Regions from separate parts of the Homo sapiens genome. Here region 1 is linked to region 2. Evidence: chromatin loops called from intact Hi-C (ENCODE). Cell type or tissue: HepG2. All regions are shown on one strand. Each heading gives the region's core, and the rest is flanking DNA. Links, peaks and the distances in the headings are about the cores only. Region 1 overlaps DST (dystonin). Region 2 has its middle 110 kb from the start of COL21A1.

Region 1 (16,814 bases), core at 3,750-11,749, 120 kb before region 2:
GAAATTTAGTGTAATATTGTAGGAGGATTTTACAATTACTTTTTGCCTCAGTCAGCTGCAATTTTCTAGCCTTAGTGTTGTACCCCATTGTTTTGAGGAGTTAAGCTCAGTTGGGTGATGCAAAAAGATGTCACGGGAGTCAGGTGTTTCAATGTTTAATGCTAACAGTACAAATGTTTGAAGGCTTGAGAAATGACAAATTGCATTGTTATAGCATTACACACCATAGACCCCATTTTGAATGGGAGGTGTGAAATGTTCAGTGTTACAAATGAGTCACTGGGATATACTCCATCTCTAATGTTTCTTTAAGACAGTATTAATTCTCAGCCTGACAGTTTTCTCTCCACATTATGTGGTGCAATAACATGTGTAGTGCCGGCATTTCTTGAGTTATGAACATCAGTTTATAAATGTTTCTTGGATATCAGTAGCCAGTTGCTCATCTTTTTCCTCCTTTCTCGATTTAATCAATTTTATTTTCTCATTTTGTCTAATTAACTTTATAAATATTTGCTACTGTTTTTAGTGCAAATGTATAGCATTTCCTCTATTTATATGGCTTAAAAATAGTTTTGAAAGCAGAACCAGCCTCAGAACTTGTGCGTTTGTATCATTGACCTTACCATCCAACTGTTATAGCCTGTATTATTTGGAGTCAAACTACCTAACACCTTGACTAGCTGTTTCTACTATTTATTTCTTCTTCTTCTAATATCTCAGTTTTTGGCTCAGATATTGATCATACTTCTCTGACTTTCACAATTCATGTGTCTATTCTAGTTTCCATTTTTCCATGTTTTAATTGATTAAAGTTGTGAGAGGGATATGAAGGTTTGTAATGAGATGATCTCCAGAGAGCCCTTACAGTTTTGTGAGTCTGTGTCCTTACTCTGCTCTTATTGTTAAATATCTTGTTGTTATTTCATTATTCATGTGCTTTGGTATACAATAGATTTAATTTTGATTACTAAATTTTTTGTTAGGTATCTGTTCACTTAAGCTTATTGTGACAAATAATTTATAACCAATTTCACAATTGTATCAGAAAATAGTACCTGCTGGTTCTTGATGACAAACCGAAAAGAAACTGTGCTCAAAATCAAATATATATAGTACCAGAATGTTTGCAAGGTTATAGATGCCAAAGAGAATAACATTGTGTTAGAACCCAAATATTGTGGCTGCTCAGTCATATAAAACCAATATGTGAGGCACAGGCATTGATTTGAGGATATTGATAGCAGCAATAAAGATGTTGAACTATCTTTGCATTAAATAGGAATGCAATGGCCTCTTTTTTGTTTTTGCTACTTTAAAAAATCAATTTACAAGCTTTATACTTACCCCTCCCCATTTTTGTTCCTCTTTCTTAACATAGGGATTAAATTCCCTAGAAGTAAACCCAGATCTGTCAACAGACAGCAGTAAACAACAGCAACAACAAAAATACAAAACATTTTCTGAGAGTTTATGTTAATTATTGAACAAGAAGAAAGTATAAGGAAGAAGTTCTTTCTGTAGCTTCCTAACTTTTTTCTAGGCTCTTTTAGAGCTGATATGTTGAATGAATTAAAACAAAGTGACAGTGGGGCACAGCCACAAATGCTAAGCATTATCAAGACTTTTTTTGTAATTTGCTGATGAAAGCATTACTTTTTTCTTCTTCAGTGGAAATTTTGAAATAATAATTTTCAGGATTTTCATCACTATTAATCTCTGTCTTAAAACTGTGCTAGATCTCAAGTATAATATGCTTGAAAAATTTTCAGACAAAGGTGTGAATTTCTTTCTAGTTCCATGAAGCTTGGAGTAAACTTATGGAGTGGCTAGAAGAGTCAGAAAAGTCTTTGGATTCTGAACTGGAAATCGCAAATGATCCAGACAAAATAAAAACACAACTTGCACAACATAAGGTGGGTCCATAATTAAGAAGAGCATATTGTCTCATTATATAGTTCAAGATCACTTTAAAATCCTTACTTCATCACGTGTTTATTCATCACTAAAGAAAAAATGTAGGTCCAGTGTGAACCTGTATTAAATTTAAAAGCTATTGCTCTTCATGTTGCTTATGTTGCAATATCTTCACTCTTCAGTGACCATTTCACTAATGATTCCCAGGTTAATTGTTAAAAAGAAAAACATACAAAATAAAAATGGAAATCCTCTACAATCTAAAACATATAAAGGATTTGTAGTGGTTTTAAACATTGGCATTTCAGTTTTTCATGATAGCTGTCTTTTCCTGTACTTTCTTTGACAGACAAAATAGCACCTTGAAGGTAATTCTGTAGTAAAAAGTAATAGATATTTTGCGGTATGGATTCTTTTAAACAATAGAGTGAGAAAAATTGGATGCTTGTACCTAAATTGTAAATTAATATTTTATTGTGTTTGTGCACGTATAAAATTCCACCCAACCTCAAAGGTACCCAAAGACATGTTTATATAGACTAGAAAAGCATGTAGAAACATTGTTTTTTAAATATTTTCTACCTTTTCTATGCCTATCATATTTTATATCTTCCACATGACATTCAAAGAGCATTCCCTCCCACCCTCCCCAGCTCTTTTGAATTTGGATTTTTATGTAATTCTATTTATAAAGTTGACCCCACCAGCCATCAGGATGAGGATGTGGGTAAAAGGAGAGTGATTCTTGCAAAGGGTTTTACAATTTTAGGCACGTACATATAAATTATCGCTTGAAACATAATTTTTAAAGGCTGGAAAAATTGGGGTGATATAAAATTTGTCATCATCAGGAGGAAATCCTGGCCATCATCTTCACATAGGTTGGCTGCTTCCATCAGTGGGTCTAACCTTAGGAGGTCATGATTAGAGGGATGGGAGGAAACATATTGAGCATCTGTTCCCTGGCCAGATGAGGGCTAATGAATGGCTTGCTCTGCTGGCACCCTTTGCCTGTGAGCTGCCACATTCAATATTGGGAGCACAGTGACAGTGAACAGCACCTTCCTTCCTTCCCCTCTGATGGCGAAATGAGAGCTTCCTTCTCAAAACAGAATGCTTTATTTGAACTTGAATGTGGATGTTGTATCGTGTAGTCTTATGAAAGTATATTACATATTAAAGTTAGAGAGTCCTATAAATAAGAATATCTACCTTTTTAAAGTCTCTATTTGGCAACAGTGACCTGTATTCAACCATAACATTTTTTGTATATCTGCTTTGTGAAGAAAATCTCTGTCAATACCATGATTCTATAACACTGGCATTCTGTTTAGCATAATATGAAAAAAAATTTATGGATAACTGTAGAAATAATGTGATTGTAATTGTGTTGTCTATTACTTAGAAATTTCCAGATGTAGTTGCCTATTACCCATGACAAATTAAATAATTTAGTCATATTAAAACACTTTAAAGTATGTAGCTTTTAAAGGCCGTAAAAACTTCTTAGGTAATTATAACCTTGAGATTATTTTAGAAAAGTGTACATTTGCATAGCATTTTACTATCTAGGGTAATTTTAATTTGCTACAAGGATTGAGAATCACTGTATTAATGTTTCCATTATATTTTGTGAGTTTGTAAGCTTCCCATTAAGTTGACCTTTCTTTGTTCTCATTCCTGCTATTGTATATTCAGTAACAGTTATCTCATTCTTTCTACTCTTCCTATTGAATATTTATAAACATCTACTAGGTGTAAGATGATAATGAGAGGCCTACAAAGACAATGTCCCTGCTCTATAAAAGCTTATGATTGAGTTGTGTAGAAAGACTATACAGATGCTCCTCAACTTACGATGGGTTTTTATCCCCATAAACCCTCTGTAAGTTGAAAATACGGTAAATAAAAAATGCATTTAATACACCTAACATTAGCTTACAATAGGACAAGATCATCTAACCCAAAACCTGTTTCTATAATAAAGTGTTGAATATCTTAGGTACTTTATTGAATAGGTGACTGAAGTATGGTTTCTACTGAATCCCTATGGCTTTCGTACCATGGTAAAGTCAAAAAATCCTAAGTCAAGTCATTATAAGTCAGAAAGCATCTATAATTCATCTCCATTTATTAGGGATGCCTCTGTTAATGCCTCTTACCTGTTTATTAGTCCCAAGAAGAAATTCGCATTTTTTTCTTGTTAAATATTTAGGAGTTTCAGAAATCACTCGGAGCCAAGCATTCTGTCTACGACACCACCAACAGGACTGGACGTTCTCTGAAGGAGAAAACCTCCCTGGCTGATGACAACCTGAAACTGGATGACATGCTGAGTGAACTCAGAGACAAATGGGATACCATATGTGGAAAATCTGTGGAAAGGTAAAATGTTCTTTAAGACAGTTTGGTTACTCTGTAGACCTCTTTCAAATACACAGTAATGGTGCTTTGCGGGGACATTTCGGGAACCTTAAATATTTCCTTTGCCTGAGGAACTTCTGCTTGTCCTAAGTATCCCACACACATAGCACTTGCATTGAGAAGTCTTTGCTGTTCATTAATTTTTAACTACTCATTACAATAAAAAGTGATATCATTGTCCAAGCTTCTGCCATCTCAGACTTGACTACACCCACTGCTTCTGACTCGTCTTCCCATGTCCACTTTTATCACTTCTTTGACTTAATTTCTACATAACTACTGGATAGTCTTTTAAAAATGTAAATGGAATCTTGTCATTCCCCTCCTTCACACCCTTTGGTGACTTACTACTGGGCATGCATTGAAACACAGGCTTCTTAATGTGACGTGCAAGGTACCACTGATCTGGCCCCAGCATTTCTTTCCAACTCCATCTACCCCTTTCTGATCTCCCTCTTTCTCATTACATTTCCATGAAAACCCAAGACATATTTCAAAAATTTTAAGTATTTAATTGAGTACAATAGTAGTAGAGTTCAAATATATTGTACATGTTTCCAAATTTTCCCGCTGATCCTTAATCTTAATGATTTTTGTCAGTATCAAGATTAAATAGATTATATTCAGTTCTGGGGAACTCACAGTAAGTTTTTGTCATGTTAGTTTTGAAAAAATCCTTTTTTTTTTTTTTTTTTTTTTTTTGAGACGGAGTCTCGCTCTGTCACCCAGGCTGGAGTGCAGTGGCGGGATCTCGGCTCACTGCGAGCTCTGCCTCCCGGGTTCACGCCATTCTCCTGCCTCAGCCTCCCAAGCAGCTGGGACCACAGGCGTCCGCCACTACGCCCGGCTAATTTTTTGTATTTTTAGTAGAGACGGGGTTTCACCGTTTTAGCCGGGATGGTCTCGATCTCCTGACCTCGTGATCCGCCCGCCTCGGCCTCCCAAAGTGCTGGGATTACAGGCGTGAGCCACTGCGCCTGGCCCTTGAAAAAATCTTAAATTCCTCAGCCACAGCATGTTACATACCTTTTCCAGTGTTGTATGCATGGTTTTATTTACAAGATTTTTGAAAAGACAAAAAAATAAAGTCCTGACAAACGGATCAATGAATGCTAGGGGTTTGAAGGCGGGGGCAGGGCGTGTCTATAAAGAGACAGCACGAGGAAGATTTTTGGGATGGTTGAACTGTTCTGGATCTTGATTGTGGTGATGATTACGTGAATCTATACATGTGTTAAAATGTATAGAAGTGTATACCAAAAAATGTCAAGTTTACTGCCTGATAATCTAAAACAAAATTTTAAAAATATTTAAACAGTTTAAAAGGCTTATTTTTATGAAGAAACATGAAGGGTCCATGGTTTCCAAAGGTGGGAATTTTCCTGGAACAGATGCCATGTATTTAAGGAATAAGAAAGAAAGTTTAGAAAAGTTTTGTCTTTTTCCTAAGAAGAGCAAAGAAACAACAATGAATACCAACATACTGCTCTTCCCCTTGAGTACCACTCAACCTTCATCAATTAATTTTAGATGTTCAGATATATGAGTGACGTTTTTTGTTGCAAGGATCAATTTTTCTACCTTTTTCCCTAGACAAAACAAATTGGAGGAAGCCCTGTTATTTTCTGGACAATTCACAGATGCCCTACAGGCTCTCATTGATTGGTTATATAGAGTTGAACCCCAGCTGGCAGAAGACCAGCCTGTTCATGGAGACATTGATTTGGTGATGAATCTGATCGATAATCACAAGGTATTGTTATCTGGGACATTTTATTTTATCTTGTTTGATTATTCTGAGTGTACAGGAAATGTAAACCATTTAAATTAGCCTTTTAAAATCAGAAGACTATAGATCATACTACATAACAGTCTTTATTGTTGAAATATGTGTCCGTTTGAGCAGAACCTGGAAGCAAACTTTAAAAGTGATGGGGAAGTATTATTTAGTGTCAGTGAAATACTTTTGCTTTTAATTACCAGATCTAAAACCTTTTTAGAACTTGGAAAGTGATTTCATTCTCTGGTGCTTTAAAACAGATTTCAAGAATGTTTTACTATCTTTAGTTATGCACTTAAACAATTATGTAATAAAATTTAAAATCATTCATTCAGTGACCTGACACTAAGTCATTGCATAAGTATGTAGATTTGTGACATGACCCATGGTGGTCATGACCAACTGCTTTTAAAAATACCGAACCAAAACTGTTTTAACCTTGCCCCTTGAATTATAGCAGTTTATGAGTCAGCAGCTTATGCTATAAGGGATTTGATTATTATTTACTTCGAGAAAACTGGCTTCCTTGAAATCTCCTGATATGCATGTAAAACTGTCATGTCATGTAAATCAAAGGTAATATTCAAGGTGTCCAACTAAGTGTAAGGTCCAAAATAATGACCAAATGATATAAAGCAACTTAGCCTTGGAAACAATATGAAGCATAGTACTAATGTAGAATAGTTGTATTGGAGTTGACTTTATATAAAAATGTCTTACATCACTCTACTTAAATTCATCTTGTATTTCTTCTCTCTAGTATCTGAGTTCAGAAAACTTATTCCATTTATAATGTTCTCTTTATATTGGTTATGCTATTTTGATCTTACCATTCTTTTTAAAAGTCTTATTACATATTTATTTTTCCTTTTTTCTTTCTATTCTATCATTATACCCATAAGAGAGTTTGTTACACCTGAAAAGTGAAACAAACTAAATTAAAATAAAATAAAAGAATAAATAAAGAACATTGGTCAAGTCTACAAAAGTTAAAAATTTAAAAATCACATGGCTTTGCTTATATTGAAATAAATGTTTTGTGTATGGTTAATACAAACTTCTCTATTTCCTGGCATTTATTCAATGAGTAATGAATAGCGTAATGTTACTTTTTACATAAATGCCATTTCTGTAAACTCACTGTCTAAATATTTACTACTCTAGGTAATTGCCAGATCTTTTATATATTAAAGGTCATCAAGAATGAATTAATCATTTAGCATTAGTAATACAACTGGAAGGCTCAAGAAGTTCAAGTATGTAAAAATGCTTTGGAAAGTCTTCTGAAAACTATTGGACTAGTCCTATCATAAATGGGATATTTAGATACTGTACCATTTGCATGTGTGCTTGTGTGTGTGTGAATGTGTGTATTGGTGTATACGTGTGTGTTTGTGTCTTTCTGCAGGCACATCTCATTTTAACTGTTAGAGTTGAATCAGTCAAATAATCACTTTTGTGATAGGCTCACTTTTGTGAATGATCTGAGTATCAGAATAGAAACCTATAGATATGGCCAAATGGTAATATTCATTTATGATGATTTTTTTAAAAACACATTAATTTTATTGTGACAGAATGTTGGTTATTAATGTTTGAAAGATCTAGTTGCATACACAGACTCTTGGATCAAAAATAAAGAGCTCTGGGCTCACTTCTTAGATCAGTCTGTGGCCAAAATAAATGAATTTAATTCCTGGCACATCAGTTTGTCAAAATTAGGCAGGAAAAAAAAAAAAAAAAAAAAAAAAAAAAAAGCAAACCCAGAAGCTTTTCCTCTAAGGTGAAAGACAAGGATTTAAGCCTCTAAAATTTGACATTATGAGTTAGTACCTAAGATATTATGAAAGACCAAGGAGTGTTATAGGAATAAAAGACCATCTGCCAACTTCCTATGGAATTCCCTGCCATTATCTCTAAGACATCCGTGGTACACACATCAAGATTGCTTAGTCCTCTGTTAGGTTCTTAGATACATCTCTTAGAGTAGTGCCAAAGCCAGCATCCACTTGACATTCACACTAGTGATTTGAGAGAAATTGGGACACCATATTAAAGAATCATTAAGAAAAGGAATTTGTTGCATTGTTTTATGAAATTGAAATAATGAAGGCTGGCTGCCATTATTTAAATCCAATATGTCATTTTAAAATAAGATAATCTTATCTTGTTTTCTCATGAGAATGTGACAGGACTGAACAAATTTATACAAGACTCTTCTTGATGGTGCTCAAATAGGAGCAGTGTGTCATTTATCTTCTGAAGATGCTGCCAGAAATATGGTTATTAAACTGTAGGTCTTAGATATCTTTACATGATGTTATGTGCACATATATATCTCAAACAGTATGTGTTGCTGTTTTGGTTTTGTAATTAAAATTAATTTTTCAAAATATGGTCTTCTTAGGCCTTCCAAAAAGAGTTGGGGAAGAGGACCAGCAGTGTGCAGGCCCTGAAGCGCTCAGCCCGAGAACTCATAGAAGGCAGTCGGGATGACTCCTCCTGGGTCAAGGTCCAGATGCAGGAATTAAGCACACGCTGGGAGACCGTGTGTGCACTTTCTATATCAAAGCAAACACGGTTAGAAGCAGCCCTGCGTCAGGTAAAAACCATGTAAATGAGAGCTGGGTGTAATGGGAAAAGTATTGAAACCTCAACAAGAACTATTCTAGTAAAAAATTGTGAGGCCCTCGTGTCTCAATCAGGACAGTCTGAAGAAGGAAATTCTAATAGCAACATTGCCTTGATCCTTCTCCCACCCTCCCTCATGAATTTAAATTACTGCTAGAGGGAGGCATTCTAATCTTCACATACAAGTGCTGCGTGAGTAATGTCTCAGCTTGGAAGTATGATGGACTGCCATTCATCTAAAATCAAGTTGTTAAAGTGGTAAATTTTTCTTCATATAGGCTTTTTTTTTAATATATTAAGTGTTTTCTTGTAAAATATGTGTATCTCTATCTTCTTAATGGGAGTAATGAAGCAATTAAATTTAAAACTTTTTTTTTTTCATTGAAGGGATGAATCCACTATACAGTTTTGTAAATTGTGCTAACAGGCATATTTGGGAATTTTGTTTGGGGTGTGTGTGTGTGTGAACTCTTAGGCAGAGGAATTCCACTCGGTGGTACATGCCCTCTTGGAGTGGCTGGCTGAGGCGGAGCAAACCCTGCGTTTCCATGGTGTCCTCCCAGATGATGAGGATGCTCTCCGGACTCTCATTGATCAGCATAAAGTGAGTAATATATAAATGCTATGTAAAGCTAAATTAGAAAATCAAAGCAGGGAAAATAGACTCGGGATTACAAATATCAACTGCATGAATATTTTCCTTCCTGAGAAATACTTAAACACCTGATACATTTGAGAGTGTACTTCTGTCCACATTGCTTACATATGTATGTCCCCATGCACCCACACACATGTATGTGTACCTGTCTTTTGATGTTTCCTTTTCAGGGAAGGTAGTTACTCTGTTTCCTATCTCAAGGAAGCATATTGATTTATCTAGGCTTTTTGGCTTTTGACCAAAATTGGTCAAGATTGTTGCAGTTATCATGTGGATTTCAAAAATAAAACCTCTTTAACGAGCAGTTTGGCATTTATAAAATTATACCCGTAGGATTGTAAATTAGTAATTTTGCCCTTTGTAAACAAGACACACAGGTAATTTAATAACTCATCTTTGAATCTATTTTTAAGCCTCTGCTGCTTCTGTTTTTAATCAAGAGCCTTTTAAATCCTTTTTAGAAGAAACCTATAGTATACATTAAAAACTTTAAAAATGAATTTCATAAGCCAATATTCTATTGAATAACTAACCAAGTCTAAATCTGGCTATTGAGTTTTCAAATCAAGATCTTTCCTGCGGCAATGCATGAAACTTGCCAAAACCCTTCAGAGAGTAATCCAAATATCTCTTAACAAATGTTTTTTAACCTTTGACTCAAAAAGTCAAGAATTTGAAATGGTAACGCTCAATGTAGTGTTGATGTCAGCATTTCCTATTAACTTTAAAGGATCTTTTAAACACCAGTAAATAATTTTGTCTTTTGAAGTCAGGCTGGAAATACATCATTAATTCTAGTGTAGCATGGATTACATCATGTGTGGAGACTTGTTATGTTAATTAACACCCTCTATCAAAGATGGGTTGCTGAATCTATAGCGATGAAATATTGCCATGTCATTTAAAAAGTGGTACAAGCTTGCATAGCATTTTCTGGAAGAATGAAATGCTATATATTATATACACCGTTTAAATTTGAAGCTAGAATATAAGAAGAAGACAGTTACATCAAATGTATTATAAATTTTTGAGTCAGTTCAATATTTTGAAAATGTAGTTTATATTATATTACTGTGGGCTTACCATCAGCCAGCATTGAGTTCCATTAACATACTTAGGTTTGGGTCTCAGAGTAGCAATAAATATTTGCTGGACACCACTTAAAGCCCATTGTGCATATCTAACACCCTACAGAAAGGAGCCTATTTGTGGTATCACCACTCTCACACCAGGACCAGGAAACCTCCAGAAGGCACGTATCCAGAGCAGGGGTAGTGGTTTTTACAACAAATTATTTTTAAATAGCATAAAATTACCTGTAATTTTATAAAACATTTCTTAATAATATTTTGCAGTAACACTATTCATTCTTTTCCATCTCCTCTGCTTCCCTTCATACATTCACCATTCACCATTCAAAGAAAAACAGAATATTTAATTTCTTAACACCAGAACTGGAGACTTCTTAGCATATCCAGTTTCTAAAAATGGCAAGCTTTCCCACATGAGAACAAACCAGTAAGGTAAGGTTCAGACTAGGTTGGAAGGGCATAGAATTCAGTGGAATGTTGACAGTCCAGTCCACCAAATTCTAGGTATAACCTTGGCTCCTCTAGGTGTAGAAGTGATTGAAAGTACATTATTTGTATCAGCTGTTCTCCAGGGGAAACACAGATGTTAGATTAACCTATTTTTTTCTCTTCCTTATAATGTTGGAGTTTTAAATTTTTTTCATTTAGGAGGATCCTGTATTGGGAAAATGATAATTTAAGTTATGATATTTAAAAAGTAGGTGTTATCAGAGTGTGCTGTCAATTGAACGTTGACTCCATTATAGTAAACTTGTAAATAAAAGGTCTAAAAAGCATTTATTCAGTAAATCACAACTCTTTTGAACCAACTACCGGGAACACAAAAATGAATAAAACACAGTCTTTTAATCTTGTGGACCGAACAGTCTAACATAGCAAAATGCCAGAGTAGGAGGTATGTCACAGAGCTGCTTCACAGAGGTTAAAGACAAAAGGCCACTTAAATTAGAATAAAACATATAAACATATCATATAAATTTAAATTCAGAGAGTACATGTACACGTTTGCTATATGAGTATATTGAGTAATAGTAGGGACTGGACTTGTTTTATACCAGTCATCCAAATGTTAAACACGGTACCCAATAGGTAATGTTTCAACTCTCAGGCCCCTGTGATCCTCCGTGCTTTTTGGAGTCTTCAGTGTCTATTATTTCCATCTTTATGTCCATGTGCGCCCATTGTTTGGCTCCCATTTATACATGAGAACGTGTGATATTTGATTTTCTGTTTGAGTTACTTCACTTAGGGTAATGCCTTCCAGCTCTATGCATGTTGCTGCAAAGTACATGATTTCATTCTTTTTTATGGCTGCATAGTATTCCATGGTATATATGTACCACATTTTTTTTTAATCCAATCAACTGTTGATGGACACTTATATTGGTTCTATGACTTTGGTATTGTGAATAGTGCTGGAATGAACATATGAGTGCTGTTGTCTTTTTGATATAATGATTTCTTTTCCTTTGGGTAGATACCGAGTAGTGGAATTGCTGGGTCAAATGGTAGTTCTAATTTTAGTTTTTTGAAATATTTTCATACTGTTTTTCATAGGCATCGAACTAATTTATATTCCCACCAACAGTGTATAAGCACGCCCTTTTCTCAGCATCCACATCATTTGTTGTTTTTTCACTTTTTAGTAATAGTCATCCTGACTTGTGTAATATGATATCTCAGGGTGGCTTTAATTTGTGTATCTCTGATAATTAGTGATGTTGAGCATTTTTCATGTGTTTGTTGGCTGCTTGTATGCTTGTATTTCTTCTTTTGAGAAATGTCTGTTCATGTGTTTTTCCCAGTTTTCAATGGAGTTGTTTGTTGTTTTCTTGTTGAGTTGTTTGAGTTCCTTGCAGATTCTGGATATTAGTCTTTTTTCAGAGGCATGATTTGCAAATATTTTCTCCCATTCTGTAGGTTAACTGTTTACTCTGTTGATTCTATCTTTTGTTGTGCAGAAGCTTTTTTATTTAATTAAGTCCCATTTGTCTATATTTGTTTTTGTCACATTTGCTTTTGGGATCTTTGTCATAAATTCTTTGCCTAGGCCGATGTCCAGAAGAGTTTTTTTAGGTTTTCTTGTATAGTAAAACACCTATATTTCAAAGTGAACACCCCTGTTCACATAGTGTGAGTAGCATGGGCATCATCGATCTCTGCGGCCTCTGGCACTCATTGTGTAATCAAGTAATCGCTCTTGGTGCAGGGGTCCAGAGAGACTGGGGTGTTTGCAGATCTCTAACATTCTATATGAGATTTTGGAAGCGTGTCACATTTTTAAGGGCAAAGATTCTCATTTTGTAATCACATTTTCAGAGTTCTATGATCTGTCTTATCTATGGATATAGTTCTGATGGTAGAAAGTACAATTAAGTATGTGAGACATTTGTAAAACATTTATTTGAAAGATCATCCTTGAGGATGTCAAGGCTTTGTTCATTCCGCTTGCTGGCAGAGACTGGCTAGAACTGCCAGAACAGAGGAGAGTGGCTCTTACTGGCATTTTAAAGGGACAGTTCTCACATGGGCTGACCTGCTGTCAGGCTCACTCTTCCAACCTCCCCTTCACTTTTTACTGCATAGACACTTTGGGCCCTCTCTCCCATACCCCCAAACATTTATCTTTCCTTACCCAGGCTTCTCTCTACTTTGTACTTTTTTATTCATGCTGCCATATTTCCTGGCATAGTTAATGCTATTTTAAATATTAACCTCCTTACCTTATTTGTTAGAACTTATTTTTGGTCAATCAGTATTGTTTCTATCTCTAGCAATACTGTCTCTCCCAATGCTATTCTCCATTAATAACATAATTATATCTAAATTTGGGAGAGTTATTTTTTTGTATAATACAGTTTTTGAAGCATGAAATATCCTATAAAGTTGGCCCTCTGTATCCAGATATTCAAAAATAAAATGGTTAAAAATATTCAAAAATAAAATGGATGGTTGCATCTGTACTGAAGATATACATACTTTTTTCCTTGTCATTATTACCTAAACAATACAGTATAACAACTATTTACAACAATTTACATTGTATTAGGTATTATTAGTAATCTAGAGATGATATGAAGCATATGGGGAGGATGTACTTAGGTCATATGCAAATACTACATCATTTTATATCAGGGACTTGAGCATCATTGGATTTTATTATGCACGGTATCCTGGAACCAACTCCCCTTGGATTCCAAGGGATGACTGTACTTGTATTTTGAAGTACATGTTAGAAAGTACTTTGTTTTCTATTTTGTCCCCTTTTCCTCCCCAATTAGTAGATGATTTTCACTGTGAATAAACCAATTGAAGTTTTTGTTTATTTGTTTAATTCTGGCAGTCAAACAAATGCCACCAGAGTTTTGTTTTCAGCCAATGCCAACAGTTAATTGAAGTCTTTGTTTCTGCTGTAGGAATTCATGAAGAAACTGGAAGAAAAGAGAGCTGAACTAAATAAAGCCACCACTATGGGCGACACCGTTTTGGCTATCTGCCACCCCGACTCCATCACTACCATTAAGCACTGGATAACAATCATCCGGGCGAGGTTTGAGGAGGTCAGTGTGTCTCAGATAATCTTCAGAGTAGCAATAGCTTTGAGAGTTGAGGGGTGTGGGAAATTTCAGGAATTAAGATGCACTTATGGCCATGGGAAAATGAGACCTCTACATAGAAAACGTTCTTTTAAATACGCTTCTTGTATGCATTACAATCTCTGCAATTCACTTTTCTTTAAAAGCTCAAAGAAATTTTGCAGCTATGTCCCTGGAAAATTAGAAGGCAAATATTTAGTACACTGTATAACATTTTGGCCTCCTTCCACATTGTTTCTGTTGAATAATCCAGCAGTTGGATGGTGTTTCGGAGCAGTATATACTGGTGGAGTGAATTGGTATACATAAAGTGAATTAATTCTGTATTTAATATCTTAGCTTTTTTTTTTCTTTCTTTTGACGGAGTCTCGATTTATTGCCCAGGCTGGAGTGCAGTAGCTGGATCTCGGCTCACTGCAACCTCTGCCTCCTAGGTTCAAGCAGTTCCTCTGCCTCAGCCTCCCGAGTAGCTGGGATTACAGGCGCGTGCCACCATGCCCAGCTAATTTTTTTGTATTTTTAGTAGAGATGGTTTCACCAGGTTGGTCAGGCTGATCTTGAACTGACCTCGTGATCCGCCCACCTCGGCCTCCCAAAGTGCTGGGATTACAGGCGTGAGCCACCACGCCCTGCCAGTATCTTAGCTTTTTACATTTCTACTCTGTGCCACATGGAGTAAGCTTACCTGATCCTTCAGAGAATGCATATTTGAACTCAAATTAGAAAGCAAAAGGAAGCCTGAGTGATTGACATGCATCTTTAAATTCTGAAGATGATGAACATCATCGTGGGCTCTCATGTCCTCCTCAAGCCAGATCTTGATGCCACTAATGGAATCTAAAAAGACCAGAAGCATTATGGGTCTAGCTCAGGATGATCCTAATTTTCATTTAAAATTTATTTATTTTACATCACTGCAATTATTTTACTAAGTTGGAGGAAATTCAGAGAAATTTCTGTTTCTCTGACAGGTGCTGGCCTGGGCAAAGCAACATCAGCAGAGATTAGCAAGTGCTCTGGCTGGGCTTATTGCCAAACAGGAATTGTTGGAAGCTTTGCTGGCTTGGTTGCAATGGGCTGAAACTACACTTACTGATAAGGATAAAGAAGTCATCCCCCAGGAGATCGAAGAGGTGAAAGCACTCATTGCAGAACACCAGGTAAAATAAATATAATCCTAACTCCTGTTAACCATTATCTCAGATATTTTCTTTCTTTCACTGCTGTACTTCTCAAAACATTGCTTTGTTCTCGTTATTTTCACTTCTTCAGACTCCTCAGCTCCTTACAACTGTGTTTCCAACTCTGCAACTGCCCTAAAACCTCTCTTTACAGGAACCCTCTGTGACCTTTGCAAAACTTTCCTTCTTTGTCCTCTGTGGGGTTACACTCGTGGTATTGTCTCACGTTCACTCCTGCCCTCCCTTTTGCCTTCTAAATGTCAGCTCTCCTTACTCCTTAGGTGTTATCCTCAGCTCTCTATTTCTCTCACTCTGTTCCCTCTTTTGGTGATCTCACCCACCTCCACCTCCCTGGCTTCAGTGGGTACAAGGTACCCACATTAAGGTATCCACATTAAATGTGGATGCATTATGTTCACATTGCATTAATCAAACAAGGTTTGATTGCTCTGCATTTTTATGTCTGTGAAGATGACTGTCATCACTTGAAATACATCATATGAAAAAGGGAACGTGTTGTCTTTCTTAGGAAAAGCAGCCTTCCTATATATCCTTCTTGTTTTAAACTCAAATGATGGGTGTCACACTCACTTTGATTTACTTGATTGCTCACAGTTTGTTTAATATGCATTTACAAAGAGAAATATTAAGTGTTAGCTCAGTTGGTTAAGCAATTAATGTTGCCATTATTTTGTGTGTGTGTGTGTGTGTGTGTGTGTGTGTGTGTGTGTGTTTTAAAAGCCTAATAAGACATCAATGTCTATAATGGCTCTAAGTGTACCAGGTCATGTTTCCTGTGATCAGAGGTATTAGAGTTCTTCAGTGTGACAAATATTCCAGAAAGGTGTTACTTCACTTTTCCCTTTTGTCTGGGTCTCCTTTTCCCCATCACTTTTCACAGTCTCTGCCTTTCCACAGCCTTTGCTGCATATTCCAAATAGAGGGATACCTAGTAAATAATAATAATAAGCCCAAGGAGATGAGATAAGCAGTGGCAAGATAGTTAAACCTTTTAAATACAATGGTAGTATACTTTAACCCAAATAGTTTTTACCACCCTTGGAATAGCCTATTTATGAATATTTTGATATGTCCACATTAAATGTGGATGTATTATGTCATAATATATCAAAGAGCCATCTTTTTTTTTTTTTTTTTTTTTTTTTTGAGAGGCAGGGTCTCACTCTGTTGCCCAGGCTGGAATGCAATGGCACAGTCGTGGCTCACTGCAGCCTCAAGCTCCTAGGCTCAAGTGATCCTCCCACCTCAGCCTCCTGTGTAGCTGGGACTACAGGCACATGCCACCTGGCCTAATTTTTGAATTTTTTGTAGAGACAGGGTTTCACTATGTTGCCTAATCAAAGCCATCTTAAATATTTCAAATATGTAGGTGAAATGTGCCACAGAAAAGTTCTTGGAAACATCCCAGCTACCTAGTTTGTTTGTAGACAGATGCTTACTAAAGATTCTTCTGAGGAGCTTGGAAACTTGAGTTTGGTTGATGCACAGACAGGTTATTTTATTCACATGACTTCT
Region 2 (16,814 bases), core at 2,838-10,837:
AGTGTGGAAACACTCATCTGGAAGAAACTTGAATTTATCCTTTTGAGAGGTGTTGGCCTGCAGTTCAGACCAAATCCCATCAACCTAATTGCTCCTGCCACAGGGCCTCAAGAGTAGAGAATGCTCCCTTTGTAACCTGACAGAGGGGGCAGAGCTCCACAAGATCTATTGCTTGCAAGAGAAGAGAGAAATATGACTTTACATGACATCTTCCTCCCAGCTAGTTGCTTTTTTGGCACTACTTAGTTGTACATTGGGATTTTTTCTGCATTCTAAAAAACATATTTATTTTCAAATGGGAGTAGCCCATTCTTACTCCTGATTCTCAGCTTCTGAGAATTGACATGATCCCAACCAGACACTCGTCAGATTTTCCTGCTGCGGTACTTGGCTGTCAAAGCTAAAAGTCAGTCCTAGTATAAGACCAGTGATCTCTGACTTGCAGAGAGGGTTGTTATGGGAGGAGGGAGAGCACTGCTCAGGCTCAGACTTGGCGAGGCTGTGTTGTAATCAGGGTTTTGTATGTTGAGCGAGACTGTCTCACCTTTTAGTTCTTTTTTGCACGTTCCCTCCTGCTGTGGCTTCAGTGTCTACATCCTTTTTATCTCTTTCCCTCTATCAAATCTAATTGCAGAAAAGGAATCCAGTAAACTCCATAACATACAAGGGTAAATGCTATAAGGTGAGAGACACATTTGCATTAACCTTTTCCTTGAATTTTCAAGTAAGACAAATCTCTAAGTCAAAGATTGCATTTCTAATTGTGACATTTGGGTTTTCCAAAAAAGCCAGGAAGAAAGGTTGTCTTTTTATTCTTTTTTAGGGATTAGAATTCTTCTTGCAGTCCTAAAAAAATCCTTCCATATACTGAGGTGGCATCTTAATCTATAAGGGGCTATAGTGAAAGGAAAACAGGCTTGGAAAGAAGTGGTTGTTATACATGGTGTAAAGATTCAGAGTTAAACCCATCAGGTCAATGAAACTGCTCGATGTCATACCCACTCACCACCCTCCCAGTCTGTGAGGCATTGACATATAAGAATGGTGGGAGCATTTTATTACCACATTGGAACCCACAGTTTTATAACTTTGGGAGGCCTGGTAACTTTAGTGCATTAGACTATTGGGAATAGAATTGAGACAGGAATATTTTAGAAAATTATAAACACTGAATTTATGTCCTACCTATAGCTAAAGGGGAGGGGAGGCAGCTTACATTAAGACATCCTAAGCAATAAAATAGCAAAACCACGAAAAAAAAGATTCAAGAACCAAGAAGTTAAATGGTAAGGGTAGGATTATACCAGAAAATTATTTATATTAAACTATTCTTTGCAGCATATAAGTTAGTGCTGAACTTAGAATCAAGAAGAAGTTGAAAGGTACACAGGTCTGCTTTTCTTCCTTGTCTAGCCATTAGGGGAGTAGAAGAATTCTAGTCCTCAGTTTAGGAAATAATCCATTATGCAAGCTTTTATGTGGGGGAATATTCGACAATACAGAGGATAAGATGATTTATTCCTGTGAGTCATTTTGGTCAAGTGTAGATAGCTATTTAAGATTAATAGAGATTTGAAAATGTGGGGGAGAGGTTTGTGGTGAGCTGTAATTGTTTTTATTCCTGATAAATTTGATTCCTGGTGGTTTAGGATTCCTGAGATTAAAGGGGTTGCCTTAATCCATGTTAGGAACCCCAAGAAGTATGTTTCCTGGACATGTTATGTATGAAGCAAAGTTCTGGGGCAATAACATGAGCATCCCAGAGTCGTCTCTTGGGGAAAGGATTTTACACATGCTCACAGAGTTCATAGAGTATTCAACTCACCAGTGACTCAGAAACAAAAATGGAACCAAAATACTTTCTTGAAACTCATATAATCCTTCTTGTATAAGCCTTAAATGGTGCCCAATAATAGCTGTGGTAAAAGAGACTGTGTCCTCTGTGTGAGAAAATAGACTGCTTAAATTTCTGAATCTTTTTTTTTTTTTTTTCCTGGGCTCTTTACAGAGAGAGATAACATCTAGCAAATTGGGTAGAAAAAAATCATAGCTGCTCTTTGTAGTCTTTACTGAGGGAGAAGTAAATTGTTGCCCTAAAGCCAGGCAAGATAAAATGAAGGGCACCAAGCTCAGCTGTCTGAGAACCAGGCAAGGCTTGTGATGGGAAAAGCAGCATAGCACAAAGCCCCTTTCACCAGCTGCCTGTGCCATTCAGATGGTTTGCTATGGATGGAGATAAGTTGGATTTATGGGAGAGGGTCTCCCCAAAGGGTCTAGCACACAATCCTCTCTTCTAGACAAATGGGAAACCTTATTCATCTGTTAACAGCATCCAGGAGAAAATGGCCCTTGAAGATAATATCTGTGAAAAAGCATTGTGTGCTAGTCAAAGAAACTGTTTGTTTCCATGGAGGTAGAGGAATCATTGAGGGTTTTAATTTTTGCCTGCCTCTTTTCTGAAAGGTCGCCGCCTAGGTTTTCTCATTTACAGCACCTGACACTGCTACTTCTGCCAGGATCCATTAGTACTGTCTCGATGGTTCCCTCTGCCAATTACAAAGAATTTAACATTAATGAGGGGCTGGGGCACTAAAGAGCTCATCAGCAGCAACTCAAGGGACAACTGGGAGAGGCACACACTCCGTCAAAGATGTAGATATTTGTTTTTTCTATTCTAATGAAATCACACAACACTCATTGTGCTCATAATGCACTTATCTTGGCAGCTTTCCAACCTATTGAACGCTTGCTGATTATGTCAGCCATCAAATTTGCTGTCCAGTGCAAACTCTGAGTTTGTCCAGGTCTGTCTGTCCCAGTAATTACCTGCCCATTGATCTAATTTTTGTTCTGACTTGTCACCTATTAGCAATATAGGCATTCTTGCTTTTAAATCAGAGGTTCTCAGATTTCTGAAGTAGTTCTCTTCCAAGGAAGGCACAGTCCCCTTGGGGGTTGTTTGGGAATGTGTCGGGGGGTATTTTGGGTTGTCCAGTCAGATTTTATCAGGCAGAGAGCAGTGATGCTAAGCTTCCTGAAACACACAGGACAGACCTGTTCAGTATAAGATCTCCTCACCCCAAATGTCCAAGGTGAGTTTAAATGGACAAATATTACCCAATACCTCCCTCTCAGTCCTGATGGCCCCTCCTAGGAACTTCACTTATCTCTGGATGAAGCAAATCTTCTGAAACACACAATCACCTGGTAATGCCACAGGGTGACTGACCTCAAAATGGCTCCCACAGTGATCTGTGGCACAACAGGACCACCTAAATGAGTCCAAAGACCTGGATTCAAGTCTCATTCTATCATTTCCTAGTGGTGTGGCCTCTGCTGAGTGACTTAACCTCTGTAAGCCTCAGTTTTCAGATCAGAAAAATGAAGATATGAAAACATACCTCACAGGGCTGTGCAGATTAAAATAGACGATAAGTGTGCAATCACTGCAAATAAAAAGCTCCATACACATGATACTTATTACGTGTATATGACCTGCTGCTTCTGCTGTCTGAGACACTTAGGAGAACGAGGCCTAAGCCTGGTTCCCAGAAGGCTAGGAAGTGAGCTTTGCTCTCCAAAATCATGCATTCGTTTATGAGTTTAGAGAGGACAATTTGTCTCTCCATTTCTTGGGCACATATGTAGGACACTCATTTTGAAGGCTGTGCATAACAGATGTCAAACATTCATGTTTCTAGGAAGAATGCCCCAAAGAAGTTACTGATTGTCTCTTCTGGCTTTTGGTAGTGCCTGGCCCTGATGGAGATTCAGGGCAGAGATGTTGCAAAGAAGGTGGGAGAAAGGCATCATTGTGATAAGCCCTGGAAATATAAGGGGCAATGTGGGCGTGGGGGGTAGGGTTTGCTGCCAAGTGGAAGAATTAATAAAGTTTTCAAATACGCACCGGCCCGGGACCTGGGATCAAACACACAAACAGCTAGGGACTTGCACAGCAACAAGAGAAGGCTGCTGAGGTTCTTAACAGAGGGGCCTAGGTGGTAGAGGTGGTGGGAGTGGGGAGGGCTGATCCAGGCAGACTGTGTATAAATGCTGGCAGGAATTCAGGAATGAGAGGGGTTGTGCCCGTGTGGAAAGTAGAGAGAGGTGTCTTCATGGTAAGTGGACTGGGGGAGGAGCATATCTTTGAAGGAAAGGCCGAGAAGGAGATGTCAGAGGGAGAGCCAAAATCAGCGTTTCTTAAACATGGGGCCACTGCTACTTTGAGTAAATTTAGTAAAATGTATTTGAACAAATTTAGTAAAAGTCTCAATATTTTAAACCATTGAGTCCTTTACCTACTGGTCTATTTATAAATCAGGGATCCCAAATTATTGGCTTGATCAAATTGGCAAAATTACTTATTTTATTTAAAATTAAAAAATAATACATACTTATTGTAGAAAATTTAGAAAATAGAGCTAAGCAAAAATAAGAAAACTTAAGGCACTCATAGTCCCACCACACAGAGATAACCATGGTTAACATTTTAGTGAGTTTTCTTCAGACACGATTATACATTTAAAATATAATAAATGAGATCATACTTTATATAATTTTTTTCACTTGCTATACTGCTAGTATCTCTCTAGCTTGGCTGAACTTGCTACTTGTCAATGGTTTGTCATCTGGCAATTTCAGGGTGCCCCTGTGGTAGTAGGAGATGGTGGACGGGTCGGGGGTGGATTGGGCAAGGGTTTCCAGGGGCAAGCGCTCATTGTGTTCAGTTAACCTGGAGACCTGATTCATATCCTCTTAGTGACCAGGAAGGTGACTGTTCCTGATGGAAGGCCAAACAGCCAGAGAGCCAAAGGAAAAGGTTACGTCTGTTTGAAAACAATGCTTGATATCCTTGTGGATGAACCATGGACACTTTGAGCTGTGCTTCCTTACACAGGCTTCAGTAGAAATGCTACTTAAAGAGATATTGGTTGCCTTTGTGTTGTTTATGTTGTAGAAAAGAACACACACACACACACCACACACACACACGCACACGCACATACGCAGCCATCACTCATAACCCCACAGAGATAACTGCTTTGACTTTTTGATTTTTTTTTATGCTTGGATCTTTCGTTCCTAATTTAAAATAATTCTGCCAACCAGAGTTTCCTATTATTACCATTTTGGTGCCATTATTTTTAAAACCAAAATTGTAGTTATTCTGATTTGGAGCTTCTTTATCTTCCTGTAGTAACCAAGTGTTTTCCTTAAGCCACTGGATAATCTTCTACATCATTTCAAACAGGTACCTGATAGTCCACTGAATGGATTATAAGGATGAAAAATAATCCTTTGTCACTGAGCATTTAGGTTATTTCCAACTTTAGGCTTGTTTTCCAATAATGTTTATAATATTAAAAATAAAATTAAGCAAATAGTTGTGCAACCTGCAAACAAAATCATGATCACTGAATACCCTGGTTATTCTTTTATGAGACGGAGCATGACATGGAAGAAACTCAGGAGACGGACATCCCACTGGCTCTGCTTTTGAGGATGTAGTTTAGTCTCATCCTCGTTTTACAGTGTAGAGAACTGAGAGTCAACAAACTTGAGTTACCTCTCCCAACCACAGAACAAGCAAATCATAAAACCCGAAAGTCTCTGACTTGCTGTCTTATGCCCTTTATTTGGTTAATATTGATTGATTGATTGATTGAGACGGAGTCTTGCTCTGTCACTAAGGCTGGAGTGCAGTGGCGCAATCTTGGCTCACTGCAACCTCCACCTCCCAGGTTTGAGCGATTCTCAGCCTCCTAAGTAGCTGGGATTACAGGCACGCGTCACCACAACCTGGCTTATTTTCGTATTTTTAGTAGAGACGGAGTTTCCCCATGATGGCCAGACTGGTCTTGAACTCCTGACTTCAGGTGATCTGCCCACCTTGGCCTCCCAAAGTGCTGTGATTACAGGCATGAGCCACTGCGCCCAGCCTATTTGGTTAATATTTAAATCCAATATTCTTAGATCTAAAAATACAAATAAGAAAAAAGGTGAGGGTTGTTGCTGATAATAATTCCAGCATCCTTTCTACCTGAGACTTATAGAATCATATTTCTGTTATTTAGATACATTTCCACTTATTTTAGGGATGGTGCCCTGGAAAGATACCGTATGTATTTGGTGTTGTCAACCTACACGATTTTGGTTTTAAATCTTTTCAATGCCTTTTTAAATTCATGCTGGCAACTTTTTGCAAAAACGTTTTTACCTGTTGCTATTGCATTATTCCATCCCCTTCCATTTTGGTTTCTATTTCTGTTAACTCTTGCCACCACATCATCACTCTGAGTCCTCAGGTTCACAGTGTTTATTATGGCTTAGACTCTTCTCATATTTAATAAAAGGGCCTGTTCATGTCTTTCATCGGGTTTGCAATAATCTCAGTATCATGCACATCCCTGAGTCTAGCATCTGTTCTCCCTGACTTTGCAATTTTGAATTCTGCTATTGTAACCTTCAAAGTGGTCCACATCACATCAGTGTGAAGTCGAACAGATGCCATGGCACAATGCAACTGGCTTTACTCTCTTTATGTGCTCAACCTATTCGGTGGTAGATGTGACACGACCCTCCCTCCACTCCCCTGTCACTTTTAGTAGTCTAAGCCTTCTGCTTTCTCATCACCATTGTATCTTCAAGGACTTCCAATTCCAGGAGAATGATTTAAAATCCTGTGAAAAAGAATCAGTGCTTCAAAACCTCTCTCTGTCATTCTTTTTAGGTCAATAGAAATGTTCATTTATGTGATTATTTGCAGTGCAAATACGATTATTCAGTGATGTTTTGAGCACATCATATCTTGCTAGTTTATTATTCCACAGTTTGCAATGACTCTTTGCAGAAGGAAGATCACAAATTAGATTAAGGAATATGTTTCATTTCCTTCGATCTAGGACACGGATAGGACTTCAGAGACTCCAGCAATTCTCCTTTGTCTTGCTTTTCAGACTCACATAATAGAACATCAATCTTGCAAAGGATCTCTCTGCCAAAACCACTGAGTTTAATTTAATGCACTACTTGGTCAAGACTGGAAGTCTTTATCTTCCATCCTCCATTAATATATCAATCTTAAGCATGACTGAAAAATGGGTACATTACTCGTAAAGATAAATTTGTGCATGTGCTCAGAAATGTCTCCTTTAGAATAATCAATAACAGATGTCCGATTGCCTCATATTTTCAGGTTTGAAATGTGACTTTATTAATGTAATAACGAATTACAGGACATAAACAGAAAAAAACCCAAACCAACCAACCCCCACCTACTTCCATGATCTGATTCAGGGAACTGAGTTGAAGAAAGGTATTGTGAGGTGCTTTGGTGCCCTCTGGTGGGTAATCATCTGAACAACACAGACGGTGTTTTAGTCATAGTTCATTTTGAAGGGGCCTTGGAAATCTGTTCCAATCCCCAAACTATAGGAGACAAAACAGAGCCCACGGGGCCCAGTGACTGGTGCAGAGTTCCAGGAAATCGTAATCCCGTGTCAGTCTAACTTGAAGCATTCTTGTTAAGGTTACTGGATAAGTATATAATTATCATATATTTGAAATTGTTTTCAGAAAATATTATCAGAAAAATTCTTCCACAGAGTAATTTTGGTGTGGAATGATCTGATGTATTTTATGATAACTTTTAGACAATGAAATTATATTTTAGAAGTGAATTATAGTCAGTTTAAATACTTACTAAATTCTATGAAAGTTTTGAGAAAAATTATTCAATATATTATAGATAGAAAATGTGACATTGATAAAATAGAAAAATTGCCAAGCTTTAACCAAACATCTGTTGAATGGAATTTTTTTTTTAACCATTGGGAAGGGAAAATACACCACATTATACTGTTGGATAAGACAAAACTTCTACACATATTCCTATAGCTCTATTTATCCATTTGACCATAACGTGCATTTTCATGCAATTTAAAATATTAATAAATGTGACTTTTCCAGAATATTTGGAGATTTTAGGCTTTTTTCTTTCTTCTTTAATTTATATTCTTTGAGTATCTCTCCTGACTTGGGGACATGTTTGGTAGAATTCCATATTTTAATGCTAAACTTTTCTTCTGATACAATTTAAATTCCAGCAAGATTTAATCAAAACTGCTAGAAGCTTAAAAACATACAGAATTGAATTATGGATTGTGTATACCAGTGGGTTGGAGTTGTTTTAATTTCTATTTTTCTTTCTCTTTCTGCCTCCTTAGGCTGTTGAATTTTACCATGTAGACAAGAGATCTAGGGAAAGAGGAGAAGGGAAGATATAAATCAAATTACACTTTGCAATCATCGTTTGAAGATTCAAATTCAGACGTGAAATCAATTGTTTAGAGAGGACATTTATGTTCAAATTGTAATATAACATCGTCTGTCTCAAACTTGGTTTGGGGTTTTTTTTTTACATATTAAAATTTCAGATTATCTTCAAATGTTGCTTGATTTGATTCAATCAGATTTGGCAACTAAAAAGTCCTAACAACAACAGCAAGAACATCTACATCTCGTTGAGAATGGACTAGGTGTGAGCCACTGCACTTGGCCTTCTCTATATTGCATTCCCTGAAACCTAAAACCGTATCAAAAGTGACACATCATCATTTTATATACCCCTTAGAAAAAAAGTGCAACTGAAATATTGCTAAATGATTTAATATCACATAGAATGTCATTGTATATATATTGAAAGAGCTGTATTAGGCTTAGCTAGACATTGATTCTTTTATCAGATATCACTCTTGTGCATGTATAAAAAGGTAAGTACGAAGAAATTGAGGTATTTCTAAACGTTTTTTGCATTCAGTCTATCTTCACTGAATCACTCTGACTCAGAATTGTTGAGGTTCTTGTTTCACTACCAGTATTGTCTTCTGTGGGTAGCACAGCATTTTTTAGAAGATGCCTATTATCTCCCATGCCACTGATACCTCTTCTGCAAGGCTTGGCATGCCGTGAAGCATTCTTGAGGTGTCAGCAGAAGGTTTCCAGAGAATAACCAGGACCCAAACTCCTTTCTCAAATGGTTCTGAGAACTTTGTTATTGTTTTCTGTCATTGCTGAAGATAATTAAAATTTCTCCGTGGCAGAGCCCTGCTGCCCAATTACAAAAATAACATCAACAGATCAATCTCCACAATCCTGAAGCAATCATGGCAGCTTTGATGATTTTGGTACAGGATGTGGTGAAAAATGTTATGGAATTCATCTTTATTTGTTTTTCAGAAATCACAATCAGAGCCCACTTACATTTTATGCGTACTTTCACACATTGTGTAGTGTCTTGTGTATTTCTTTCACCTCCACTGGAAGTTGAGTTCCAGTCATGCTACCAGTGTTAGCGAGTTTGTGCATGGACAGGCGATGATAGCTACATGCAGCTACACTCTTACGGATGGCAATTGTAAGATGCTGTAGATTGTAAGATACACTTCCATTTTGGAGATGTCAGACATGGGGAGACATAATTTTTTGAATCAGTGAAGTATGATGTGGTACTCTTTAATTTCCATTATAACCTTGTGAGGTAGATACTGTTTTCTCTAATTTACGGATTATTCAGTGAAACTATAGCACTAAAGGAAGATTTAAGAATACAGAGAACAGACTTTGCAAGAGGAATGGTTGCTTTGAGTTAGTCCTTTCTAAGCAATTAGAAGAAATGAGGAGTGATTGTTTCAGTTCATGGGACCTGGTATTAGGTATGTATCCTATTTACAAAGAAGTAAATTTATGATATATATTGTCTTTAGTGGGCCCAGAAAAAAAATGCACAGAATACTGAAGAATGTGTAAAAGTACTGATAAAATGTAACTGACCTCTAGTTTTGATTTCTGAAAAACAAATAGAGATGCATTTCATAACATTTTTTTCATTGTCTCCTGTACCAAAATCATCGAAGCTGCTGTGATTGCTTCAGTATTGTGGAGACTGAACTTTTGATGTTATTTTTGTAATTGGGCAGCAGGGCTCCTCCATGGAGAAATTTTAATTATTTTCAGCAAAGATCCAAAAGCTTCTTCAGAGAGAAGTGCTTCACAGCAGGAAATGGTGGCTAAGAGATTCATCCTATCGAAACAAGAATGTGTCAACAAATTTTCCCAGGCGTGTGCCAAGGAACTGCCTAAGGAATTTAAGCTGCCTGCAAGTTGTCACCATCTGGCCACAAAGGATACCTTTTATGAGAAAATCATGTTGTTATTCCATAAGGCAGTCATTATTTTATGTTGGCCACATTTCATGCAACTCAGCCCTCTGTTTTTAATGTGAAGACATTGGGTAGAAGTAATATCTTTTTGTCTCTTTGGGGGGCAGAGGGGAGTGAGTACCCCTGACATATAGTGGGTAGAGGCCAAGGATGTTGCTAAATATGTCGCAGTTCACAGGACAATCACTGCCTCTCTGTCCCCGCCCCCAACCAGGAATGATCAGGCCCAAAATGTCAATAGTGCTGAGATTGAGACATCTCAGTCTAGCCCCTTATAGTACTTCAGCTCCTACAAAATAGCATCTCTTCTGGAAAGCCTTTTGGGTGCCTCTTCCATGAGCTGCCTGGCATCCTATGCTCACTGCCTTCACAGAACTCATTATTCTGTTCTTGGTCTCTATTATGTCCTTAGAAACTGGCATTGTGCTTGAATACATTACATTGGTTACAAATGAATGACAGAAATTTAATTAGAACTAGCTTAGGCAAAATAAAGAATCTCAGGAAATATTGAAAAACCCAGCTTCAGCAAGGTCCGAATCCATTTCCTCCTCAGCTTCTGCATCCTAGTCTTCCACTTTTTTGGGAGCTTCAGTTTGATGGCAGAGCCTCAGTTGAGGGCATATATGTTTAGGAGAGTAATGAGTTCTTTTTCTTTTAAATTGCAACATACAAGATGAGAAAAGGTCTTTATATTGTTACAGGGAATTGCCAACAAGAATAGAGAATAGTATAAGAATATCTTTGGATCCATCAGCTGGCTCCAACAACCCTCAACTCATGGTTTATCCTGCATCATTCATATCACTACATGCTTCCTCCATCCTTCCCAAGCCCCTGGAGAAATTTTATCTACAAAAACTTGTTTCTGAAAGACAGGACTCTTAAAAATCACAATACCATTATCATACCTTAAAAATGAGCACTATTTCCTTAATAACGTGAAATATCCAGCAATGTTTACATTTTTATGATTTTTAAAATTTATCCATTCATCCATTTATAATTTACAGGTTTTTTGGAGGCAGGATTCAAATAAGGTTTATGTGTTACAATTGGTTGATAGACCTCTTAGGTCTCTTTTTAATCTACAGGTTTACCCCCCACCCCGTCTCTCCCTTTTTTTTCCTTGTAATTTCCTCACTGAAAAACTGGTTATTTGTGCTCTTGTGTTTCCCACAGTCTGAATCTTGTTGATTGCACCCCCATGGTGTGGTGCTGATTAATGAACTTCTCTGTCCACTGTGTTTCTAGAAATTGGCAGTTACATTTAGAAGTATGATCAGATTCATATTCAATCCCCTTGGCAGCACTATTCCATAGCGGGTGTCAGTACTTCTATCTTAAGCTTTGTAATGACTGTCTCTTTTTGTGATATTAGTAACCATTTACCTATACTTCATTAGAGATTGCAAAGTGGTGATATTCCAATCCTATCATTCCTTCTTAGTTAATTAGCCAGTATAATCTACAACGAGAACCCCCTGAGTCAATTCTTAAGTCCCTCTGAGGTTTAATTTGTATAGGAATGGCAGGATAAAGGCCCAATTATTTTCTTAAAATAGTAAGTTGAACTTTTTATTACTGTCCAATGGTGACCAATGAGGATTACTTTTTTTCATAGACTTGAACTTGTTGGATATGTTTTCTTCCATTGTATATATCATCTCATTTATTTATTTGTGAAAGTCTCACTCCATCACCCAGGTTGAGTGCAGTGGTGCGATCACAGTTCACTGCAGACTTGACCTCCCAGGATCAAGAGATCCTCCTCGCAGTAGATGGGGCTGCAGGCATGCACCACCATACCACACCATTTTTTGAGTCGGGATCTTGCCATGTTGCCCAGGCTGGTCTCAAACTCCTGGACTCAAGTAGTCCTCCCACTTTGGCCTTCCAAAGTGCTGGGATTACAGGCATGAGCCGCCATGCCCAGCCATTGTATTTATTATTTTTATTATCATTAATGCTCAAGTTAAATTCTTCTATCTGTGGCCAATGGGAATCTAGTCATGTCAGCTCCTGTGTCTTTTTTTGTTTGTTTGTTTTTCTAATTTCAGCAGCTTTATGATTTTATTTCTAAAATGGCTACTCTTTTTGTCATTAGTTTTACCTAGCAATATAAATGCATGGGTTGATTTTCTCCTTTAATTTTTAAGATACATTTTTAATTGAAATATAGCATATATTCAAAAAAGCACAATTTATGAAAGTATAGCTGGAATATGCATGGGACAACCACACCTGTATAACAACTATATCAAGAGACAGGTTTTATTACCAACACACTGTTTGCCCTTTCTGGTCATTATCCCTTCAAAGATAACCACCACCTGACTTTTAGCCCCACAGATTCATTTTGCCTGTTTTTGACTTTATGTAAATGAGATCACACAGTTTGTTCTTTTTAATGTCTGGTTTCTTTTACTCAACTTTATATTTGTGAAATTCATCCATGTTCTTGAGTGTAGCAATAGTTCATTCTCTGTTATCAGATGTCACACCTCTTGGACAGATTCCCTACTTTCAAAAATCTTTTAAAAGCATTTAAATTATGTTTTATATTTTGTTTTTAATTGACACATAATAATTATACATATCTATGGGGTAGAGTGTGATATTTAAATTTAAAAATTATGTTCTCTTGTATTTCTCATGTTTTAATTTTTTTTGTTCTACTTTTTGTTGATTTTCTCAGCTTTATGTTTAAGTATTCTTCTGTTCCCTGTAGCATGTTTGTTTTGTTTGTCCTTTTTGTTTTTGTTTTTCCTGATGATTTTGGTCTTTGTCTTTTATTCTATTGGCATTCTTAGGTAATTTCTAACTGGTTATTCACATTTTGATATTAGGGCTAAACAGCCATATGGAAACAACTATTGGATGACTGGATGAAGAGCCAAGTTTTACCTAATTGATTCATAATAAACCACTCCAGGCTTAGTGTTATAAGACAACACTAGTTTTTATTATCTCGCATGATGCCAAGGGTTGAATGAACTAAGCTAAGCTGGTTCCCATTCAGGGTCTCTCATGTGGTTGCTGTAGGAATGTCTGGGACTGGGTCATCTGGAGGCTTCTGACCTCACAGAAGCTTCTGGAAGCTTCTGGCTCCTGGGCCAGGAAGACTCAAATAGCTGGAAGCTGGAAGTGGTGGGGTTCTTCAGGCATATCTCTGTCTCTCTGTGGTCTCTCCAGTCTGGCAGCTGTGGAATAGGTAGACTTTTTACATGGTAGCTCAGGGTTCCAAAAGCATGTGTCTTAAGGTGGACAGAAGCTGTAGGAATGGCCTCTTCTTATCTAGCTTCAGAAATCATGCAACATCACTTTCTATATAGCACTGTAGTCAGTAGAAGTGAGCTACTAAAGCCAGCCCATGTTCATAGGGAGCAAAATTGAACTCCACTTCATGATGGGATAAATTCCAAATAATTTGTAGGCATGTTTTAAAACCACTAGAGTCACGATCTGAAGATCTTTTCTTCTTCTTTTTTTTTCTTTGAAACAGAGTCTCGCTCTGTGGCCCAGGATGGAGTGCAGTGGTCGATTTCGGCTCACTGCAACCTCCACTTCCCCGATTCAAGTGATTCTCCTGCCTCAGCCTCCCGAGTAGCAGGGACTACAGACTTGCGCCACCACGCCCAGCTAATTTTTGTATTTTTAGTAGAGATAGGGTTTTGCCATGTTGGCCCAGGCTGATCTCAAACTCCTGACCTCAGCTGATTTGCCCGCCTTGGCCTCCCAAAGTGCTGGGATTACAGGTGTGAACCACTGCACCTGGCCTGAAGATCTTTTCTGTAAGACTCTTGAGTTCTTCCTAAAATAAATTCTCCATTATACTAGTGAGGATAGGAGGCAGGTCAGAGTTGAATAGTTGTCTGCTAGTATACTTAATGGAGGAAGGAAGGCGATTACAGTTTGCTTGTGACTGTCTCATGATTTACTATACAAATTTTCATTTAATCTCCCCTTCTTCAACTGCATTTTTTCTTTTTTTTTTCCTTAGTTGCATTCTCTGAATTCAGATTCCCTGGGAGCTCTGGTGTTTTGCTGCGTGGAGCCAGGGAGTTTAACTGTTCCAGCCGATCTCCATTTTCTGACATACACCTATTTGACTTTTTGATACTTGGTACCTGGGAACCATGAGTCTTTCTGGGTGTTCTGGAAACCTTCCTTTGCCACTCTAGATTTACTCTCCATTCTTCTCCCACTTGTCCACAAGACCGACTATGTGGACTACACCATGGGCCTCCCTTATGTTCTGGCTTTCAGGATTAGTAACAGTGCTGTGCTGAGCCATAATGGAGCCTGAGGAAAAAGGAAAAATAATTCATAGTGATCCTGCCCTTATTTAAAATTGTGATATTTTGTTCATCATGGATTTTTTGCATCAATTTTGATTTTAAAAAAATAATGCAGTAAAATATGTTTTCTTTTTTGAGATAAGGTCTCACTATGTTTCCCAGGCTGTCTTGAACTCCTGAGCTCCAATGATCTTTCTGCCTCAGCCTCCTGAGTAGCTGGGACTACAGGTGTGTACAACTGCACCTGGCCATTAAAATATCTTTTATATTGATTACTGAGTTTTTTGGTCCCCCTATCTTTTAAATTTTGTGTCCAAAGTGAGTGCTTCATTTACCTCACACTAGTCGCAGCCCTGACATTTAACATATCATGTTGTAAGACTCTATGTCTTGTTAAAATCATCTGGAGAATGTTGATTTTTGTTTGTCTGTTTTATTTTTGTTTTATCAAGCAATCAGCCCCATTAGGCTGCAAGGTCTATTTCACCTTCTTCCAGCAGTGGTTCCAATGTCAGTACAGACTTCAAAGAGGCCTGCCTCTGGCCACCCAGGATTAGTTTGGGATGTGAGCATGGAATATGTTGCACAGTTCAGTTCTTGAGGCCTTTGCTCTGCTTCTTTGGGTGCATTATACACATGTGCAGCTTGGGCTGATCCCAGGACTTGGGTTGGTTCACATGCAGATTTAGGATTCCCCTCTCCAAAGTCTCTCCTCTCTGAGATTTCAGCAATAGTCTCTAGCTCCCAGGTCCCCCATTTACTGGTTCTCTGTCCAGAAAGATGGATTTTCTTAACAGTTTTAGCTTCATGTGCTGGTGTGCAGTTACATGTGACAGGGCCTGCCCTTAGGAGAAGCTGGGAGAGACAAGAGAAAGGAAACAACGGAAATTCCCCCTCCCCGTACTCTTTTCACAACGGGGACCCCCTTTTCTGTATCCCTCTCAGCATTGTTCATTGCACTACAAAAATATTTGTTAAGTGTATCACTTTCTTTGGCAGTGGCCTTCAAAGAATACAACCAAGAACCCAAAGAGAGTTTAGCAGTGCTGCTAAAGTCATACAAAGCATGGGTTCTTTGCATCAAAGTGGGCAGCTTATTATTTGCTTAGAGCCTAGAGTCCTTGCTAGGTTGTTAGCTTCATGCCTGAGTTGTCATGGCTCTGTCTCTAATGCATGGCAGAAGGCCGGGCACAGAGTAGGCATGAAGCAAATATTTGCTAAATGTTAGAGAGACAGACTCCAGCACCATAGCCATTTAAAGCTTGACTACAGCAAATTATGTTTCCAAGTTTTAAATATTCAGCAATAAGCTAATGTTACATTATGCAAGTGTCTTTATTTGTCATGACAGAAACGGGGACCTCCGGTAGCTGGGTTGCTGCAGGAATGGGCTGAGTCCTAGGGTGTGGGCATTTCGCACTAACGCTGTAACTTGGCTCTGTGCTGTTCTTCTCTAGTCCAAGGCCCTAGGTTACTAACTTATGGAAAGTAGCCCCAACTGGTGGGGAGTCTCAGAATACAATTCTGGTACACATCGGGCAATGCTTATATCTTCTTCTTCTATTAATAGATCCCCAAGTCATCCAGGAGAGAGCTACTAACACTCAAGGCCCCTTATGGAAGGTCTAGAAAACAAACTTAACTAAAAAGTTAGCAGTGTTCTTGTTGAGTATATTTTCCCCGAAATGTATTTTAGTTTACCTTTTGTTTATTCATTTAGTAAACACTGCTTAAAGTCTGTTTTGTGAGCAGCAATATTTAATACGCTTTTGAGGGATGAAAAAAAGGATCTATTGAAAAAGATATAATCACTGCCCTGTCCTCCCTGTTTCTCCCAGCTAACATTCTTCTGGAGGCCAAAACCTATAACCTCCCATGTAGTACAAGTGCCTAAGAGGTCACCAATCCTCTATCATCCTCTCTGTTGCTCCTTCACATCACCCTTTTCACCTGCCCATGCCATCATCTTGTGCAGTCTTGACCCTGCTAAGTTAGTGGCAGGCCATGTGACCTTGAGTACACTTGCCCCTGCTCCCCAGTTTGGAGTGGACTGCAAGTGTATATTGAATCCTAGCTGGTCAATTAGATTCCTTCTGATAATTTTGACTGGGGGCCATGTTCTGAATTGGCTAGTCTAACATGCTGATGTGCATTCAGACATAGAAGCTGCCATTTTGAGCAGACTTTCGGGAGTTGGTGGCTAATTAGTAAGGGAAGTGCACTGCTCTGTCTGCTACAGAAAGACAAGGAAAACAGAATGCAGACAGGATCCCAACAGAGTTCACATCAGCCC

Evidence for each region. A loop is a pair of places that touch in the nucleus more often than their neighbours do. Peaks named below come from ENCODE experiments on the same cell type or tissue, not always from the same donor. Only the 100,000 strongest peaks of a DNase experiment are listed, where the experiment ranks them.
Region 1: a loop joins it to region 2, with 5 times the contacts of the local background. A loop is called at or near these places in 5 of 110 quality-filtered maps.

What each region holds. Positions count from the first base shown.
Region 1 is chr6:56,474,592-56,491,405 of GRCh38, reverse strand. It overlaps DST (dystonin), which reads left to right. Exons shown (of 104, transcript NM_001374736.1): 86 at 1,797-1,916; 87 at 4,133-4,302; 88 at 5,935-6,094; 89 at 8,529-8,723; 90 at 9,228-9,356; 91 at 13,918-14,061; 92 at 15,069-15,257. Among named protein-coding and RNA genes, the nearest start is that of COL21A1, 240 kb to the right of the region's middle. In HepG2, for the core only: no CTCF peak of the experiment used is centred there; a DNase peak (open chromatin) is centred at 8,655.
Region 2 is chr6:56,349,944-56,366,757 of GRCh38, reverse strand. It overlaps a transcript of COL21A1 not described here. Among named protein-coding and RNA genes, the nearest start is that of COL21A1, 110 kb to the right of the region's middle. In HepG2, for the core only: a CTCF peak has its summit at 7,343 (motif pointing left); a DNase peak (open chromatin) is centred at 7,327; H3K27me3 peaks cover 407 bases.